Linked DNA regions of Homo sapiens: region 2 is linked to region 1. The links are chromatin loops, found by intact Hi-C in ENCODE. Cell type or tissue: heart right ventricle. All regions are shown on one strand.

Region 1 (2,500 bases):
TGGAAACATCATTAGAAAAGAATATATAACTAGCCAACAGGTAATCATGAGAATAAAAGTCATTTATATAACATTTGTCATATGAGAGTTCGAGCTAAACAATAACTTTCATGTACATTTTTCAGAAAAATGGATATTGGTCCCTCAAACAGCCCAAGGAACAGCAGTTGAACCAAAACATGAAGGAGATGAAATGATTCACCCCTAGAAACCAGTCATTTTAAGTAATACATCCCTTTGATGAAAACAGAAACTAACCGTGCACCAGCAGATTCTCCACAGCTCTGAGCGCTTCCTGTTTTCCCTGTGCAGAACCCGACTCCAGAGTCAGAAAAGCTGGGTTCAAGTTGTGACTTGTTGGTTTAGTGACTGTCAGCCACATAGAAACCTTCAGTATCAATTCTTCATCTGTAAAGCGGGGATCAAGCCGCATACTTCACAGAAGCAGTGAAGGGAAAAACTAAAGTGACATCTATGCAAGTAGCCAAGACAATGGCAGTACACGGTAGGTACCTAATACAGTAACCACTGGTGAAATTAATAAAGATAACTCTTACTTTATGAAATGAATGTCTACTTGGTGAACTATGTAAAACAGATTATTCTCACTCTCATGTTTTAAAAACTTTGGAGAAGCTGGCTTTCAAAGGAAATCTTATCATTAAAAGACACTATTAAATATGCAAACTAAATTACCATGGTTTATTTTTCATTTTGAAAATTAAAGGGACACATATGATTGACTTTTCTTATAACAAGATGTGCCTACAAAGTAGTCATCTTATAAATTTATTTATAAGGCATATATGACATAATCTGAGGCAGGCAGGATATTATGCAAAATATTTTAATATTAACTCCATAAAATGGATTAGAATGTTGAACACATAAATCAGAGATTCTAAAAAAGAATTAAAATGCCACTTATCTTGCACTGCTACTTACTGCTACTGAGCTGGTCATCCTACTGAATTAATTAGGTTATACATTGAACTATCTTTTGAGATTATTACATTTCAGGCCATTTATTGTCTGAAACACTTTAATTTTCTTTTTGTACAAGAGAGGGCACTCTAGTCCTTTATTTCCTTCCATATCATGCAGTGAAACACAAACTAATTGCCATCTCTTAAAAGCATTAATTTGGGAAAAAAAAAAAAGATCAAAACAAGGTAAATTAGCACCCAGCAAGCATTTGTTAACTTTTAAAACAGATTTTGATTGGAAATATTCTTTTTGCCTTATTTCCAAGGAAAAAATGTACAATTACCACATTTAAAAAGCAGATATAAAAGCAAACAATATCTGTTATTTATAATTTTTAAAAACATACTTGTATCATTCTTTTATACAAAATGCACAGAAATATTAACATGTTTGAGGTTGCAGAGAAAAGGAATGAAAGTTTATCAAATCTTATGAAAACCTTAGTCTCCCTGCTTGACACTTAGCTGTTTCCACCCGACGATGTTCCTTAATGTATAAAAAGGGATTAAGTGAAGATCTCCTGGTGTTTTGACAAATCCCTCGGACCTGGCTCCTGCGTGCAAAGCCAGAGGACCCCACTCCTGCATCTGGTCCCGATGTACTTGCAGCCTGCTGTGTTCTGACACAAGCGCTCTGTGCTAAATTTAAAAAGTCTTTCATGAGACCACAGGGAGGCTTGCGAGGGGACTTGGAGTTAAAGTTAGTGGTGCCAAAACCATTTCCAGCACATGGGCCCCATTGCTACAAATTCCATTTATAAATATAGCGATTCCATGTCCGGCTCAATGAGAAATTATCAGAAAATGCTCTTCAGCTATTCAAGTCTATGCTGCCATGTTCAGACAGTTTGGTCTTTCAAGTTGAAATCTTGATGCACATCTGTTTCCAATATATTCTTGATTATTCTTTGTGAACAAAGCCAAAGACTTGGTTTCTATTTTGAAAAACGTTAAAGAAAACCTATGATAGTAATAATCTCCATTCTGAGTGAGGCACGTGGTGTGCACAGATCCTGTGTGATCGCAGCTGCTCCCTGATGCAGCCGCTTTAAATAGGAGACAGTAACAGGCCTGTCAACAGCTTACAAGGCACGGCCAAGCTCTTCCCATGCAACATGCTGGCTGCATCAGGGAGCGTTGTGGGAAAAGAATTCACATGTCCTGTGGTCAAGTGCAGCTTTCTGAACTACAGATAGAATGGAACAGCTGCACGTTTCCCCTAAATGAGTTGGAAAATTGTTCAGGACATTATAAATGATGGGAAAACACACATCCTGCCCAAGTTAGCTCTACATCATTTTCATGGGCAAACAATGGGTTCAAAAAATTATGTGATTAAAAACTCTCACATCAAAAGTTAATTTCAAAATACCCAAAAGAGGCCGGGCGCGGTGGGTCACGCCTGTAATCCCACACTTTGGGAGGCCGAGGCAGGTGGATCACAAGGTCAGGAGATCAAGACCATCCCGGCTAACAAGGTGAAACCCGTCTCTACTAAAAATACAAAAATTAGC
Region 2 (2,500 bases), 240 kb after region 1:
CAGTTTTTTGCTAGCACAGACAATGCTGTTCTGAGCATCCTGTACCTATCTCCTGGTACAGATGTGGGAGAGATTTTCCAGGGTAAACACCCAGTGAAGAAATAGCTGGGTCTCCAGATTTCTGCATCTTCAACATTACTAGAATCTGTCAAATTCTAATTTTTGCAAAGTGATGGCACCAATTTACATCACTGCAGAAGCGCTTCAGAGTTTTTGTTCCCCAATCCTTGCAAACATTTAGTATTGGCTGATGTCTGAGTTTGGGTTTAAAATTATTAGTAAGCAAGCTTCAGACCTTCATAAGCGTTGAGGAGGTGGTGAGAGGTTTTACCTTTTCCCCCTCCCTCCCGCTGTATCTCCAATTTCCTCCAGTTTCACCTGCCTGCGCTCCGCCCCCCGCAACCCCGCCACCCCCTCTGAGCTGACCTGGCCTGGGGCTGCACCTGTACCTGATTTTCATAAAACCTCCCTCCCGGTTCTCATGCACACCCCACGGCTCAGCATCTTGGGTTCTCTCAGCTCCACTAACCAGGGGCTGCCCTAGGAGGGAGCAGGACTTCCTGGCAACAGGTGACAAGGTAGGCTTGACAGGCAGGCTCCTTTGCTTTGTGTCTCTGGTACATGGAGCAGTGGCAGCGTGGGAGAGATTCCCCAATCACTATTCAATGAATGAATGAAGAGCGAAAAGGCAACTAGGGTGTCATTTATTGAGCAACTACTTCGTGTCAGCTCGGTGACCAGGTGTCTGAGAATTACCAATGGAATAAAAACCCCCGTATGGCCCTTGGTCAGATGAGGAAAGAGAGTCTCAGAGAGGTAAGGTCATTTGCCTGCCGTCACAGGGTCAATGAGTAGGAGATCTGGGACTTGACTCTAGTCCTGCCTGACTCCAGGGGCCTCTGGCTCCACTGCCTGACTTGGGGCTGTTTCCACTGCCTCTCTTAGGGCTGCCCTGTGGCTTCCTACCTGTTTCTGCCAGACTCCAATCCACTTCCCAGGGACTAGTCTGGCTGCTGAGTCCGGCTCTCCAACACCAAGAACTAGTTCCCCTGAAACCCAAGGCTCCTACAGGGCCTGCGCAGCTCAGGCCACCCGGCCATGAGCCCCAAGGATGATGCTTTGCTGACACCTGGTGGCTGCAGGGGGAAGTGGAGCCTTGGGGACGGGAAGAAAGGGTTGGCTGGGTCCTGCGGAGACAGGAGAGGAGGTAACTGTAGGCCCCGAGGAGAGGTGAGTAGGGATGACACGCAGAGCACTCCCCACGCAGAAGGGGGAGGAAGAGGGAGGAAGGACTGGGCATTCTCTAGGAAGTCCCCAGGAAGGCTAGAAGTCCGAGGTCAAGGCTTTGGCAGGGTGGGGTCCCTCTGGGGGCTGCGAGAGAGAATCTGCTCCGTGTTTCTCTCCTAGCTTCTGGTGGGTGGCCCGCAGTCTCCGGCACTCTTTGCCTTGCAGAAACATCACCCCAGCATCATCTTCACATGACATTCTCCCTGTGTGCGTGCCTGTCTCCAAGTTTCCCGTTTTCATAGACACCAGTCACGTTCCATTAGGCCCACACTACTCCAGTGTGATCTACTCTTAAAATAACTAATTACATTTGGCCGGGCATGGTAGCTCACACCTGCAGTCACAGCACTTTGGGAGGCAAAGATGGGAGGATTGCTTGAGGCCAGGAGTTTGAGACCAGCCTGGAAAACACAGGGAGTCCACCCCCCACCCCCCAATCTCTACATGAAATTAAAAAAAAAAAAAAAATAGCCAGGTGTGGTCACACACGCCTGCGGTCTCAGCTTCTCCAGAGGCTGAGGCAACAGGATCACTTGAAAGCCCAGGAGTTGGAGGCTGCAGTGAGCTATGATTGTGCCACCACACTCCAGCGTGGACAACAGAGTGAGACCCTATCACTTAAAAAAAAAATTGCACTTGCAATGACCCAGTTTCCAAATAAGGTCACATTCTCTAAGGTATTGAGGATTAGGATTTCAGCATATGAATTTGGGGGGTTCTCATTCAACCCATAATAATCACCATTGCTCTACTCTCAAACTATTACAATCCCCCCACAGTGAGAGCTTCTAGGGGCAGGGAATCTGTCTTACTTTGTATTCCTACTCTGCCCAGTTCCAGGAGTGAAACAGGCACTCAATAGGTATTGATTGAAGAATCAATGGAGAAACGGACGAGAATAACATTTATTTAGCACTTATTAGTTTCTACCTTTATGATAATCATTTTAAGCACTTTAACAAGGTTTTCAATGTGCCCCCACATCTCTGCATTCCAGCCACCACCGTGCCTTTGTGGAGTTTCTCAGAGCTACCAGGCTCCTCCCACCACAGGGCCTTTGCACGTGCCGCTCTCATCTGAGACACTCTTCTTTGGCCTCTTTACCCCTGCAACTTCTACTCTTCTTTGAGATCTCAGCTCGAGTCTTTTCCTCAAGGAAGTAGCTTAGACTTGTGCAGATTCTGTTTTTTTAACTTTTAAGTTCGGGGATACA

The links. A loop is a pair of places that touch in the nucleus more often than their neighbours do. Peaks named below come from ENCODE experiments on the same cell type or tissue, not always from the same donor. Only the 100,000 strongest peaks of a DNase experiment are listed, where the experiment ranks them.
Region 2: a loop joins it to region 1, with 11 times the contacts of the local background. A loop is called at or near these places in 96 of 110 quality-filtered maps.

Annotation. Positions count from the first base shown.
Region 1 is chr22:25,700,750-25,703,249 of GRCh38, reverse strand. All of the region lies in intron 13 of GRK3 (G protein-coupled receptor kinase 3), which reads right to left. Among named protein-coding and RNA genes, the nearest start is that of MYO18B, 40 kb to the left of the region's middle. RefSeq lists an enhancer at 233-332. In heart right ventricle, a CTCF peak has its summit at 1,079 (motif pointing right); a DNase peak (open chromatin) is centred at 2,079; H3K27ac peaks cover 1,302 bases.
Region 2 is chr22:25,461,347-25,463,846 of GRCh38, reverse strand. It overlaps the pseudogene CRYBB2P1. Among named protein-coding and RNA genes, the nearest start is that of MIR6817, 7.0 kb to the right of the region's middle. In heart right ventricle, a CTCF peak has its summit at 1,138 (motif pointing left); a DNase peak (open chromatin) is centred at 1,116.